Regions from separate parts of the Homo sapiens genome. Here regions 1, 2, 3 and 5 are each linked to region 4. The links are chromatin contacts, found by Hi-C or POLR2A ChIA-PET in ENCODE. All regions are on one chromosome and are shown on one strand. The core of a region is the stretch at or near the end of the contact, and the rest is flanking DNA. Distances in the headings are between cores, read along the strand shown. Region 1 holds the start of FDXR (ferredoxin reductase). Region 2 has its middle 20 kb from the start of MIR3678. Region 3 overlaps LLGL2 (LLGL scribble cell polarity complex component 2). Region 4 holds the start of NT5C (5', 3'-nucleotidase, cytosolic). Region 5 holds the start of GRB2 (growth factor receptor bound protein 2).

What was found. A loop is a pair of places that touch in the nucleus more often than their neighbours do. ChIA-PET counts read pairs that join two places held with the same protein, here RNA polymerase II (POLR2A). Pooled maps may share reads with other maps.
Region 1: a loop to region 4 is called in a pooled map, with 9 times the contacts of the local background. The contact joins the promoter of FDXR here to the promoter of NT5C in region 4. A Hi-C loop is called at or near these places in 3 of 37 single-sample maps with no recorded cell type and 5 of 50 pooled maps. POLR2A ChIA-PET finds 5 or more read pairs at or near these places in 5 of 52 experiments (HepG2, MCF 10A, OCI-LY7 and 2 more).
Region 2: a loop to region 4 is called in a pooled map, with 2.3 times the contacts of the local background. The contact joins the enhancer-like site here to the promoter of NT5C in region 4. A Hi-C loop is called at or near these places in 3 of 37 single-sample maps with no recorded cell type and 8 of 50 pooled maps. POLR2A ChIA-PET finds 5 or more read pairs at or near these places in 5 of 52 experiments (AG04450, HEK293, Panc1 and 2 more).
Region 3: a loop to region 4 is called in a pooled map, with 3 times the contacts of the local background. The contact joins the enhancer-like site here to the promoter of NT5C in region 4. A Hi-C loop is called at or near these places in 2 of 50 pooled maps. POLR2A ChIA-PET finds 5 or more read pairs at or near these places in 3 of 52 experiments (B cell, activated naive CD4-positive, alpha-beta T cell and common myeloid progenitor, CD34-positive).
Region 5: a pooled map shows a loop between it and region 4 (3-fold over the local background). The contact joins the promoter of GRB2 here to the promoter of NT5C in region 4. A Hi-C loop is called at or near these places in 3 of 37 single-sample maps with no recorded cell type and 9 of 50 pooled maps. POLR2A ChIA-PET finds 5 or more read pairs at or near these places in 8 of 52 experiments (AG04450, CD4-positive, alpha-beta memory T cell, CD8-positive, alpha-beta memory T cell and 5 more).

The regions. Positions count from the first base shown.
Region 1 is chr17:74,871,720-74,874,419 of GRCh38, forward strand. It overlaps FDXR (ferredoxin reductase), which reads right to left and starts at 1,275. Exons shown (of 12, transcript NM_024417.5): 1 at 1,147-1,275; 2 at 317-414. The coding sequence starts at 1,225. RefSeq lists enhancers at 627-1,527, 1,325-1,619, 1,575-1,804, 2,425-2,700 and silencers at 1,015-1,144, 1,185-1,414.
Region 2 is chr17:75,425,158-75,427,857 of GRCh38, forward strand. No RefSeq gene overlaps it. Among named protein-coding and RNA genes, the nearest start is that of MIR3678, 20 kb to the left of the region's middle. RefSeq lists an enhancer at 1,588-1,647. Within about 2 kb of position 1,319, at least 21 of the 41 ENCODE cell types and tissues checked have a DNase peak (open chromatin) inside an H3K27ac peak, as active enhancers do.
Region 3 is chr17:75,565,192-75,567,891 of GRCh38, forward strand. All of the region lies in intron 10 of LLGL2 (LLGL scribble cell polarity complex component 2), which reads left to right. Among named protein-coding and RNA genes, the nearest start is that of MYO15B, 21 kb to the right of the region's middle. RefSeq lists an enhancer at 1,698-1,847. Within about 2 kb of position 1,425, at least 3 of the 41 ENCODE cell types and tissues checked have a DNase peak (open chromatin) inside an H3K27ac peak, as active enhancers do.
Region 4 is chr17:75,130,439-75,133,138 of GRCh38, forward strand. NT5C (5', 3'-nucleotidase, cytosolic) reads right to left here and starts at 1,304. Exons shown (of 5, transcript NM_014595.3): 1 at 1,096-1,304; 2 at 743-843; 3 at 607-667; 4 at 315-429; 5 at 1-204. The coding sequence starts at 1,269. The coding sequence ends at 50. RefSeq lists an enhancer at 197-286 and silencers at 323-527, 897-1,466.
Region 5 is chr17:75,404,321-75,407,020 of GRCh38, forward strand. GRB2 (growth factor receptor bound protein 2) reads right to left here and starts at 1,358. Exons shown (of 6, transcript NM_002086.5): 1 at 1,169-1,358. It overlaps MIR3678 (microRNA 3678), which reads left to right and starts at 1,749; the gene lies at 1,749-1,842. RefSeq lists a silencer at 1,416-1,595.

The DNA of each region.
Region 1 (2,700 bases), core at 25-2,524, 260 kb before region 4:
GAAGATGAAGGAGGACAAAGTCATTTTGCAGGTCTACATAAGCCCCCTGGAGTGCTTGGCCAGGGAGGCAAAGCTGACCACCTGCCACTGACCACTCACCACCAATGTGCGTTTTACACCCCTGTCACACTGAGGACGGGAGGGGAGGGGAGCCTCAGGTGTAGGTGAGGAAGCAAGTGGGAAGTGTCCAGGCCAGATGGCTGGGAGCCCCTTCCCCATAAGGCAACCAGGAGTGCTCTTAAAACCCAAAGCGGGTGAGGCTTGCCCTTAGGACTGGAGCAGCAGGTGAATGATGGACTATGAGTAAGTGGCTTACCTTTAGCAGGTGTTGGGCCGTGTAGAAGCCAGCTGGGCCACTGCCCACCACACAGATCTGGGGGGTCTTCTCCTGTGTGGAGAAATGGTGGCAGAAGCCTGGGGCCAGGCAGAGGAGAGGGAAAAGGTCAAAATTAACTTCTCTCCCCAGTCCCAAACCAACCTGAATATCCAACAGAAGCTGGAACTTCCCAAGCTTCACCCTCACCTGCATCCTCCTTCTCTTGTTCCTCAAGGCTTTGGCATTTGCAGGGTCTCTTACTTCATCTGAACCCCCAAAGGCTGTGGGTTCATCCAGAGCCCACATCTCACCCATGAACCTACTACACCACTGCCAATGGCCTGCCCAACAACACTTCATTCCCTATCCAATCGGCTAGAATCCCACATCCTTCCAACGGCCTCCATATCATCCCAATCTCGCCCCCGTGGGTCTCCCCACGGTGTCCCTCCTCTAACCCCTCTCTCTCTCCACAAAACGCTATATTGCCCATATAGACCCGTCTTATTCCTACAGATCCCTGTTTCGACTCAGACTTTCCTCTCGCCCCACAGACCTCCGTATCATCCTCCATTCACCCCGTCTCACACCTGTAGATCTCAAAGTCTCTCCTTTTCACCTTTGTTGACCTCCGTCTCTAACCCTAGAAGCCTCACATCTCACGCACAGATCTCCGCCCACCCCCGTACACCACCGGGATCTCGCCAGCAGGAAGACACCCCTTCAGTCTCACCCTTCTCCAGCCCTGCCCCAGCTCTGCTCCGACCCCTACTCAGCGCTCGCAGGCCTCCCCGCGCTCCCATCCAGCCCCAAAGGCGCCCTGCTCCTACTCGGGGTGCTCCCGGCGGGAGGCAGCCGGGTCCGAGGCCACGCCGACCAGCCCCACCAGCGCCAGCAGCGCGAAGCCATGGCTGGGAGCAGCAACCTGCAAGTGGATCTGTTCCTAGCTACTGCTCCGCAGGGCAAGCCCGCTCCTGCCCGGGCCCGCCCACAAGCGAGGCCCCGCCCCAAACCCCGCCCCCTGCGCTCCGGGAAAGCGGAGCCTTGCGGCTCCACCCCGACTCCCGAGAGAATCCCGCCCCCAAAAGAGAGACCCGCCCTTAACTACGCCCCACCGTCGAAGCCCCGCCCCTCGGAGCATCCGGGGTATACGCGATTTAATACATTTCTCCCCAGGCCTCACCTTCCCTCCAAATCCCGGAAGCCTAGGGTTGGAAGAGAGCGAATCCCCATCGCTGTTTCAGTCCCTCCCCAAGGAAACAGCCACTAAGAAAGGAGCTTATTTTACTTAGCCGCGCCCCTCTCGGGAGGCTCTCGTCGCTCACTGATGACGCAGACGCCCTTGCCATTTGATTGCGAATCCTCCCACGTGACTTCGTCCTAGCCAATCACGAGTCCGGCTCCAAGCGAGCCTTCCCGCCGTTGGGAAATAACCAGAGTGCGGAAGTCTGGGGCGAGGGAGCTCCTTCCCGGAGCCCAGCAGCCTCCTTCTTCGACCCCGGGTGTTGTGCCGATGTAACCCCTCAAATCCCCGTCTTTGCCGGGCCAGGGAGAATATTAAACCCTGGAAAGCTCGTCCCACCTCACCTCCTTTCCCATTACATAGGTGAAGAAAAGCGGGGCGGGGCAGTGGCTTACGTATGGTACTAAGGACAGAGCGTCCGACCCCCGTGCAGCCGAGCCGGGACCAGAGTTGAGGTACTCCCCTCGGGTTCAGAATTTAAGGGGGCTCCAAAACACTCAGTAATCAAGATAAATATAATACTGCAACGTTTTAAAAGGTCAAAAGTAATGCAAAAAGTCTATGATCAAAATGTTTTTAAAAATAAGGACAGGATCCGTAGTCACAGCTGACCCAATAAGCCTAACCCCTCTTCCTTTTCCCCATGGGCCCTCTTGTCAAATATTACTTCCTTGGAGAAGCCTTTTCTCTGACCCGTCCCCTCCCAAGTTCCAAGGAGTTAAAGGCCTCTCATTCCACAGCATCTGACCTTATCCCATCATGACTTACTACACTGGTTGTCGTTTTTAATGAGATTTTAAATTCAATAATAACATACAGAAAAGTGCACAAATCATGAGTGTACAACTTGACAATATATCACAAGGTGTAACCATATAACCACCACCCAGATCAAGAAATAAAACATGGCCAGTATCCCAGGAGTCCTCTGTGCCCTTACTGGTCACTTCCCCTCCCTCCCACTGGTAAGTAAATGCTGTCTGCTTTCTAATAGGTCACTGTGTTTTATGCCTGTCCCACTAGACCAGGAGTAGGCAAACTATAGCTTGCAGGCCAAATACTGTCCACCAGCATGTTTTGGATGACCAACAAGAATGGCTTTTACTGTTTTTGTTTTTTTGGAGGTTTTGGGGTTTTTGTT
Region 2 (2,700 bases), core at 69-2,568, 290 kb after region 4:
GCTGTTCTCTCCTGAGCATACCTGTATTGCCAGTCACCCAATGATCTCAAAACGCTTTGTAGATTACGACCATTATTTATTTTATTCTTCTTATTTTTTTTTTGAGACAGGGTCTCCCTCTGTCACCTGCCTTACCCTCCTTAGTAGCTGGGACTACAGGTGGGCACCACCACACCACACCCTGCTAATTTTTGTATTTTTAGTAGAGACTGGGTTTCTCCATGTTGCCCAGACTGGTCTTGAACTCCTGGGCTCAAGGGATCTGCCCACCTTGGCTTCCCAAAGTGTTGAGATTACAGGTGTGAGCCACTGTGCCCAGTGCCTTAAAGCTTTATAGAAAAAATAATGGCAGGCCGGGCACAGTGGCTCACACCTGTAATCCCAGCACTTTGGGAGGCCAAGGCAGGCAGGTCACCTGAGGTCAGGAGTTCGAGACCAGCCTCGCCAATGTGGAGAAACCCCGTCTCTACTAAAAATACAAAATTAGCCGGGTGTGGTGGCACATGCCTGTAATCCCAGCTACTCGGGAGGCTGAAGCAGGAGAATCACTTGAACCCGGGATGCGGAGGTTGCGGTAAGCCGAGATGGCGCCACTGCACTCCAGCCTGGGCAACAAGAATGAAACTCTGTCTCACAAAAAAAGAAAAGAAAAGAAAAGAAAAAATAATGGTCCGGAGCGGTGGCTCACACCTGTAATCCTAGCACTTTGGGAGGCCGAAGTGGGCAGATCACAAGATCAGGAGTTCGAGATCAGCCTGATCAACATGGTAAAACCCCGTCTCTACTAAAAATACAAAAATTAGCTGGATATGGTGGCAGGCCCCTGTAATCCCTGCTACTCGGGAGGCTGAGGCAGGAGAATCACTTGAACCTGGGAGGAGGAGCTGCAGTGAGCCGAGATCGCACCACTGCACTCCAGCCTGGGCAACGCAGTGAGACTCCGTCTTAAAAAAAAAGAAAGAAAGAAAGAAAAAAAATGTCTTAGGGCCCCTTTACAGAGAAAACATGCCACTCCAGCCTGTAGCTAAGCAGGTGTACCCCTGGTGGACAAGTGACTTACCCAGGACGATCACTGCCGAGGCCAGGATTTGGGAACATTCAAATGTAACTCGGTGGTTTCACATTTTACATGAAAGCATACTTCACGGTTTTAATTAGCAAGTGGAATAACTTCTACTTGCTCATGTTGTCAGCCCTACGTGTTGCCATCAACCACAGGGTAATTAGTGAGGGAAAGGATCAAGCGGCTTCTGTTGTGACAAAGAGTGCAGCATTTGTAGGTGATCCTTACCTAGGCTGGAAAATCGGGTACTTCCCTTGGTTGCCATTAGATGTCACTCGAGACAGGCAGGCATTTCCTCAGAGGTGGTTGTAGAACTAACTAACTGTAAAGGAATGCAGTCCTTTGGCTCCAAAAATGGATTCGACCTTGCTGCCCGGACTCGCCGCACTAGAAGTGCCAGGAAACGTTGTTTGATGGAGCGTGGAGGAAATATCCTGTTGCACCATATGTAATGGAAACCCTATTTCCCTGGAACCAAAACAGAATTCACGACCCAACAAGACTGCTCTCTCCCTCCCCCGCCAACCCCTAAATCTTTGTTAACCACAAGTTTCTTTTCTTTCTTTTTTTTTTGAGACCGAGTCTCGCTCTGTCACCCAGGCTGGAGTGCAGTGGCGCGATCTTGGCTCACCGTAAGCTCCGCCTCCTGGGTTCAAGCCATTCTCCTGCCTCAGCCTCCCGAGTAGCTGGGATTACAGGCGCCCACCACCACGCCCGGCTAATTTTTTTGTATTTTTAGTAGAGACGGGGTTTCACCGTTGTAGCCAGGATGGTCTTGATCTCCTGACCTCGTGATCCGCCGGCCTTGGCCTCCCAAAGTGCTGGGATTACATGCGTGAGCCACTGCGCCCGGCCAACCACAAGTTTCAATTCTTTGTGGTTACAAAAGAACAGAAATAATGTTTTCCCATTTACTTAATAAACTCAGAAGCTGCATTTTCTCTGCCTTCTATGAAACATATCTTCCCTTTCTACTAGACTCTTTTTTGGTTTTATGGCTCAAGGGCAGAAAGTTGTGGAATTTATTCTCTTTTCACTTCTAAAACATTTTCAGACTTAGATTGCTCAGTGGCAAAGTCTGATGTCTTCCTCTCTGGTTAGGATCCTGAATGTATGGACATTTTGTCTTAGGAGCAAAAATGAAATAATGCACACAGTGTGTTTAGCTCAGAGTCTAACCCTCAGCAAGCTCTTAAATGTAAGCTACAGCTGGGCACAGTGGCTCATGCCTGTAATCCCAGCACTTTGGGAGGAGGCCGAGGTGGGCGGATCACTTGAGGGCAGGAGTTCGAGACCAGCCTGGCCAACATGATGAAACCCTGTCTCTACTAAAAATACAAAAATTAGCCATGCGTGGTGGCAGGCACCTGTAATCCCAGCTACTTGGGAGGCTGAGGCAGGAGAATTGCTTGAACCCGGAAGGTGGAGATTGCAGTGAGCCGAGATTGCACCGTTGCACTACAGCCTGGGCAACAGAGCGAGACTCAGTCTCAAATGAAAAAAAAGTAAGCTACTACTACTACTGCTATTATTATTGTATGTCTGGATCATGACAGTAAGATAATTGCCAGTTAGAACCTAGAGGAACAAGATTGGTTGCAAGGATGCAAGCCTGCCCCAAGCCCCCACCCCCAAGG
Region 3 (2,700 bases), core at 175-2,674, 430 kb after region 4:
AGCCTCCTGGAGCTCCAGCAGGACCGGCAGAGCCCTGAGTCAGCCTCGTAAATTGTGTGACAGGCAAGACCAGAAAGGGCTGATGTTGAAACCTGGAGAGGAGCCCTGCAGGAGCTCTCCAGGAGGGAGGGCCCTCTCCTAATGATGCTGGCCTGAAAGGGCCTGAGGCCGAAAGGTGAGGGGGCGGGGCTGTTCAGGACACCTGGTCTGTGTACTCACGGCCTCTATCTACCCTGTTCAGGGGAACCCCAAACCTGCTTTTCTTTCTTTCTCAGCCTCTCCTCCCTCCTCACACCCTGGATGCTGAGAGCAGGGCCCAGCTCTGCTCTTTCCACAACATTTGGGCCATGTTGGCACAGAGCGGGGGCCTCTTGGGCTATGGTGGCCACACTCCCCGGGCTAACTGAGTTACCTGATTCCCAGCGGAAAGGTCAGGAAGGGAGGGAAGAAACTTGCTGAGCTACAAATTCGAGACTGCTGGGGCTTTCTAGGACAGGCCACCTTCCTGCAATTGTCCCTCTGTGTCCCCAACTCCCCGCAGTCCCGCAGGCCAGGAGGTGGGTGCCTGATGAGCGGTGCTTCCCTCAGATGATATGTGGGCACCCTGAAGCTCTCACGTAATGGTTCTGCTGTGCCGGGTTGTGACCCAGCTGTCCTTGGTAGGCTCTCCTGTTTAATGAGCAACTGCTATATGCCAGGCCCTGTTCTAGAAACAGATGAGGCCCCTGTTCCCATGGAACTTAGATCTGAGTATGTGGACAGAGTGAGTAGGTTGCCAGATAATGTCAGAGGTAAGAAAAAAGCCAGGCAGAGGACAGCAGTGCTGGTTTAGACAAGGGTTGGCAAGGCCTCCCTGATAAGGGGACGTATTTGCGCAGACACGGAAGCAGTCTGATGGAAGGCTTGCCCTGTAGGGACCTGGGGTGCAGACTGAGCTGGGAGGGCTCTTGGCTTGCTCCAATGAGGTAGGGGCGAAGAGAGGGCAGAATGGCCCCCGTGCTGGTCCAGATGTGGCCAGCGCCAGATCGTATAGAGCCGTGGAGGCACGGTAAGGACTTGGGGTTTGAGGGAGATGAGGGCCCTGAGCAGGGGTGCCATGATCTAGCCTCTGCTCCAGAAGGATCTGTCTGGCTGCCATGTGGGGGACACGGAGTGGAGCAAAGACGGGAGCCCAGTGAGAGTCGAGGGAGAGGTGACCTCAGCTTGGGCTGCGGTGCAGGCCATGGGACTGGCAGGAGGTGGCTGGGGTTACGCTGTCTTTTCTAACATTCAGCATTGGCTCAGGGGCCAGGTCAGGGCTCACAGACTGTTGCTATAAAGGGCTGGGTGGCTTTCTTCCCCACAGCTACTCAGCCTAATGCCATTGCAGAGCACATGTAGCCATGGACAACACAAGGGGCGTATCCGTGTTCCAGGACAGCCATATTGACAGGAATAGGCAGGAGGCCAGATTTGGTCCTCAGGCTGTAATTTCTTGGCCCCTTGTCTAGGGAGAGGTAAACGAGGGGAGGAGAGATCAGTCAAGGATGACGTGAGGGTTTGCTGGGAGCACCAGGAATCCTGGAGAAGGTAGTGGCAAGAGGGTGCAGCAAGCTCAGCTGGGCGGGGATCAAGTCTGAGGACTTAATGTCTCCTCTGATCTCCAGACCCATAAGGGAGATGCTGAGTAGACAACTGGGGCTTATGGGTCTGGAGTTCAGAGGAGAGATCGGGAAGGTGTCCATTTGGAGTCATCCACGCAGAGATGTGTGAAGGCTGCTCAATGATTTTGAGGTTTAAAGAAAAAAAGAGATGTGAAACCAGGGGCCCTGATGAGGCTGCCCAGGTGGTAAGGAAGACAGAAGAGAAGCCATGGGACAGCTGAGCCCGGGCACCCTCAAGCCTTGGAGGCATGAAGTTTGGTGGGGATCTGGCAAAGAACACCTGGGAGCAGCCAGCGGGCAGCAGACCCCAGAGTAGCAGGGAAGACAAGCACTTCAAAGAGGCAGCGTCAGCCAGGGGCAGTGGCTCAGCTGTAATCCTAGCACTTTGGGAGGCCAAGGATGGCAGATCACCTGAGGTTAGGGGTTCGAGACTAGCCTGGCCAACATGGTGAAACCCTGTCTCTACTAAAAATAAAAAATTAGCCAGGCATTGGTGGTATGTGCCTGTAATCCCAGCTACTCGAGAGGCTGAGGCAGGAGAATCTCTTGAACCCGGGAGGCAGAGGTTGCAGTGAGCCGAGATCATGCCATTGCACTCCAGCCTGGGCAACAAGAGCGAAACTCCGTCTCAAAAAATAAAAAAGAAAAACAAAAATTAGCCAGGCGTGGTGGTGAGTGCCTGTAATCCCAGCTACTTGGGAAGCTGAGGCAGGAGAATCGCTTGAACCCGGGAGGCGGAGGTTGCAGTGAGCTGAGATCGCACCACTACACTCCAGCCTGGGTGACAGAGCAAGACTCCATCTCAAAAAAAAAAGAGAAAAAAAAGACTGGGCACAGTGGCTCATGCCTGTAATCCCAGCATTTTGGGAGGCCAAGGTGGGAAGATCACTTGAGCCCAGGAGTTCAACACCAGCCTGAGCAACATGGCGAAACCCTGTCTCTACCAAAAATACAAAAGTTAGCTGGGTATCGTGGCTCACACCTGTAATCCCAGCTACTTGGGAGCCTGAGGCAGGAGGATCGCTTGAACCTGGAGGTGGAGGTTGCAATGAGCCGA
Region 4 (2,700 bases), core at 54-2,553:
GTGGGCCTGCCCTTCCTTTAGCTCCAGCTGCTGCCCGCGGCATCCCCGCTCATTCCCGCTGCGCAGCTCCGCGCTTGCTATCTAAGATCTCCCTCCAGTTGTCACTCCAGGAGAGCAGCCGTCTCCTTGTCGGGGGCAGGACCAGGTGCCGATTGTGGCAGCAGGTGAACAAGATGTGCTCCCAGCTTGGGGTCTCCTCCTGGCCTAGGACAGTGAAAGACAGCGCGCTGCCATCTGTCATGGGTATTATTACTCCCTCTCCCTAATCCGGGCAGGCCAGAGGCCTGGAGGCTGCCAAGGATAACGGGTCCAACCTCGAACTGTGTCCTTGTCATCAATGAGCAGGTCCCCCAAGACCACCGTCTTGTCCCTTGTCAGGATAATTCGTTCTACGAACTGGGGCCCCAGGTGCTGCTCCACCCAGCGGTACTGTGTAGAAAACACAGTCTGTGAGTAGGGCCTGATGGAAGCCGGAATTCAGGGATAGGGACTTGGCTCTAAGCCCTTGAGAGCCCCCCACCCCCACCTTCTGGGTTTCTGGTGGTTTCTTTTTAAAATCAGGATTTAGGCAGCTCCACGTGCGGAGTAGGGGCGGGGCAGCCACACCTTCTCACCCACACAGTGGTGGTACTTCAGCAGGGGGCTGGTGCAGATGAAGACCTGCGTGCTGCGGAGAAGGACGCGGTTACCGCCGGGAGCCAGGAGCCCGCCCAGGACTCCGCCCGCCCCCCTCTCTCCTTACTCCGGTAGGTCGTTCATCTCCCGCACAGCGTCCAAGGCTCCCGGGATGGGCTCCAGGTCCAGGAAAAAGCCCGGGGCTTCGTACACACTGGCCACTTTATCCTGAAAGACAAGAGTTCTGGGTCCCGGCTTCCCGTTCCCGCGAGGACCCGCAGGGAGGCTCCTGGGGGCTCCGGGCCCGAGCTCAGAGGGGCGGAGGGGGCGTCGGTCAGGGGCACGCGCCCAAAGGCTCCTCCCCAGGGTGCGCTGCCCGCGGGTTCCAGGGTGAGAGCTCTGCGCCCTTCACAGAGAAGGGGGAGACCCCCGGAACGGAGCGAGCGGGCCCTGCCCGGGTGGGGACCCTGCGCCCCCTACCGCCAGGTCGGGCCGCAGGGCGCGGTACTGCTCGCGGGCCAGGAAGCCGCGGCGTTGCTCCAGCGGCACGTGCGGCTCCTCAGGGAAGCGGCGGCGGAAGCCCCGCAGGAGGCCGGCCTCGAAGTCGGCCAGGACGCCGTCCATGTCCACCAGCACGCGCACGCTCCGCGCCATCGCCGCCGGGCCGGAGCTGCGAGCTCTCGGGGTCTGGGGGGCGCGGGCTCGGCCGGAAGCGGAGGGAGCGCTGCTTCCGGAGTCCGCCGGGCTGATTTGCATAGAGTGTCCGGGCCGCCCCGCCCAGGTCGTAAACCAGTGCCGACGGCCCTGCGGTTGCGCGAGGCCATCCTAGGGTTCGGGTGCAGGGACGGCTTTGGGGGGCACTTTTCTGACCCTGCGCTTCTTCGGGACCCAGCCTTTGTCCCCATCAGCCGCCTCCCACTTTACGGCAGACGTACCCCCGTTCACCCCACGTTACTAGTAGGGGACCGACCTTCCGGGGGCCCAACAAAGGGATGCTCTGAAATACTGGGAAGCATCTAACGAGGAGTCAAGGGTCCTAAACCCGTGGGGCTAGCTCCACATTTTTTTTCTTTTTTTCTTTTTTTTTTTTTTTATTTTGAGACGGAGTCTGGCTCTGTCGCCCAGGCTGCGGCGCAGTGGCGGCGCGATCTCGGCTCACTGCAGCCTCCGCTTCCCGGGTTCAACCGATTCTCTTGCTTCAGCCTCCCGAGTAGCTGGGATTACAGGCACCCGCCACCACGCCTGGCTAATTTTTGTAGTTTTAGTAGAGACGGGGTTTCGCCATGTTGGTCAGGCTGGTTTCAAACTCCTGACCTCAAGTGATCTGCCTGCCTTGGCCTCCCAAAGTGTTGGGATTATAGGCTTGAGCCACCGCACCTGGCCAAAGTCTTATTACCGCAGTACCGTGGTCTCAGTGGATTGCTTTCGTCTGTGCAGTGGAGCAGGAACAATCCCTCGAGGACTACAAAGTGAAATGAATCTGTTAACTGGTTTGTGTAAGTCTAGCTCGTTAAGAGACTAATTCACACTAGAGTTGGCTTGAAACATGGGAGCTTCAAGTGTGGTTTCCCCCGGAAAGATGATTTTGATCAAGCACAGGTAATCAGGACTGTCCTCAGGACTTTATGTGGAACTGACATCGCTTACCTACTCCCGTCTAGAAAATGCTGAACAGGGCCAGGTGCGGTGGCTCACGCCTATAATCCCAGCACTTTGGGAGGCCGTGGCGGGCGGATCATCTGAGGTCGGGAGTTCAAGACCAGCCTGACCAACATGGAGAAATCCTGTCGCTACTAAAAATACAAAATTAGCGTGGTGGCACATGCTTGTAATCCCAGCTACCCGGGAGGCTGAGGCAGGAGAATCTCTTGAATCCAGGAGGCAGAGGTTGCGGTGAGCCGAGATCATGCCATTGCCCTCCAGCCTGGGCAGCAAGAACAAAACTCCTTCTCAAAAAAAAAAAAAAAAAAAAAGAACATGCTGAACTGTGATACATTTTGTTGACTCTTCTTTTTGTGGATGTCATGAAACTTCCTGACTCCACTCAAATCTATTTGCCTACAAACTATAAAGCCAGGCGCCGTG
Region 5 (2,700 bases), core at 108-2,607, 270 kb after region 4:
TTCAGCCTCCCACGGCTCTCTAGCAACCCTTCTGGCTGACTGCAGGGAACGCAGGGGACGCGCAAAAGTAAAGGAACGAAAGCAAGGAAAGAGAGTCTCTTCCCGAGGAAAAAGACGGAATCTTGAAATGAGAGAAAACGAACAGCACGAAAGGGAAGAAACCTCGAAAAATTACGCCAGAGTGGGGACTACAAGGAGGAAGGGGAAGTACATTAGAAAAAAAGGGGGGGGTGGGGGGAGGAAGGGGCAAATGACTTGCATTACACAAGCATTTCGTGTCCCTAGTGGAAAGGACAGAAGCAGATAGAGAAGGAAGGAAATAACTGGAGAAAGAGGAGTAAGAAAGCCAAAATAGACTAATGCTAATTTCTCTCATGTGTCTGACATTTCGGAAAGTCAACAGCATCAAAAAGAGACAGACCTCAAGTGCACTTCAGTCCCCTGCAAACTGCACTTTCACAGCGTTTGAAGCCAGCCTTGAAAAACTTTCTAAACAAGCCATAACTCATGTGTGGCTTACAATCATAGAGAGGGCGCGCTGCAAATGAAAATTACCAGCGCCCGCTCTCGCCGCAATCCTTCCTCGGTGCAGTCCAACCTGCTACTGCTGAATTTTTCTTGACAAATATTTTTCAAATAGTTTTTTTTTTTAAGTGTCAGAATAAAGGTATCTCCCCCGGCTCCAGCAGCAAACGTTCCACCCCAAAGTGGATTCCCGCACAAAATTAAGCCCAAAGACGCCAGGAGATGGTGACGTGGTTGCCGTGCAGGTCGAAGGCACATCAATCACCACAGCTGCAGCCCACACCAGTCCCCCGCCGCCAGGCTCGGGTAGACTGACTCGGTCGGCGTTCGGCCCGCCTGGGCTTCCCGGGCCCCTTCCGTGCAAACCCTCCCGATGAAGGCAGGGGACCTCGCCAGAGAACCCCGACCTCTTCCCCCGGACTGCCCAGAGCCAAGAGCCGGAGGAGGACGGTCCCCAGGAAGGAAGCGCCCCAAAAGGGGAAACGTAGAGTCCGGAGCCCCGGGGATTGCGCTCCACGTCCCAAGCCTCGCCGCCCCGACGCGAACCCCGGGGCCGGTCCCGGTTCCCCCGGGGCCCACTCCCGCTGTAGAGCCAAGAGGAAAAGGCACGAGAGAGGCGCCGAGCGCAGCCTCCCGTACTCACCGTGGCGCAGCTGCTCCGCTCAGCGTCCGGCCCGCCCCTCCACAACGCTGCGAGCGGCCGGCGACCCCAAGGCTGCTCTGCGAGGGCAGCGCTTGCTCCCGCCGCCGTCACCGCCACAGGCACAGACTCTGCCACAGCCGCCGCCGCCGCTGCCGCCGCCCGGTCGCCGAAGCAGCAATACCTCCTGGCTTCCGCTCCCCGTCGGTGTCCCGCGAGAACTTCTCCACGAGGCCCCGCCCCGCCCCCGCGAGACTTCCCCCGGCGGAAAAGGCCCAGAGCGCAAGCGCTCCTCCTCAGCCGGGCCCCTGCGGGTAGGGAACCAGCTAGGTGTCAGGGCGCATGCGCCAGACCTCCCCGCAGCAGGTGGCCTCCGCACGGCTCCGCCCCCGGGTCGCCGTAACCCTCTCGGTGCCAGAGCGGGTAAATGACAGCTTAGCCCTGAAGGACTCTTCCCCCGTCTAATCACTTTATTTTCCTCTTCTACCAAACCTAGGCAGTTGGATGGGTAGGGGCTTGGGGGAGGAAGAGATCTTCCAGAATGAAGCACTCCAAATAGAGGACCAGGTCTTAAAATATTTGAGAATCCGGTCCGTACAAACTCTGCTGTGTTGAATGATTGGTGAGTTTGTTTGCTCATTGATTGAATCACTGCAGAGTTTGTACGGACCGGATTCTCCAATATAGGCCGAACACTGTGCTGGGGATAGAACAGAAATCTTGGCCCTTAAGGAATTCACGGTCTAGGAAGTAGAAGAAAAATAAACAAATAATGCCATAAGTACTGTTATAATTATTTGGAGTTTGCTGAGGAAGCTAAAAAAATGGAGGGGGTACTGCTACACTGCCCATTGCAGAAGAGCCTTCACAGATGTGATGCGGCGATGTCTGATCTGAGTCTTGGAGGATGAGTAGGAATTTGCCAGGCAGAGAAGCCAGAGTAAGGGCATTTCAGGGAAAGGGAATGGCACGTAAGTACAGAGGCTAAGTACAGAGGAACGGAGGCGTGAGAGAGAAAGTCGTGTTCTGTGCAGTGCTAAGTAGTTCAATTCCTGTATGAGGCCGGTGAGTACGGGGGAGTGGCAGAAGATGAGGCTTGGAGAAATAATTCTTATTTTTCAGTTCCCAAAGCTCTTCCAATTAAAGGATAGAACACAACACACCTAGCGTTACTGTGCCTTCTGGAAGCCAACAAAATAGCGCTGAGGTGAGAATAACCAAGCATCTGATTCTATAGAGAAAAGAAGCCCATTGAAACACAGAAAATGAATTGTGCTTTCACCAAGTATTTATTGAGCATCACCTGTGTGCAAGGGGCTCTGCAGGGTCAAAGACCAACCAGATGAAGCCCCTGCTTTCAGTGCTTTGTAATCTAGAGTTGCCTAATCTGTAAGACAAGCAGTTGGCCCCAAGTGCCACTGAACTACACATAGGGATGGCTGAGGAGGGAGCCAGTACTTGGTGCTGAGCTAATCAAGAAGGATTTGGTTTGAACGGCAAAGTGAAAGCAGGGAGGAAAGAGGAAAGAGTAATGG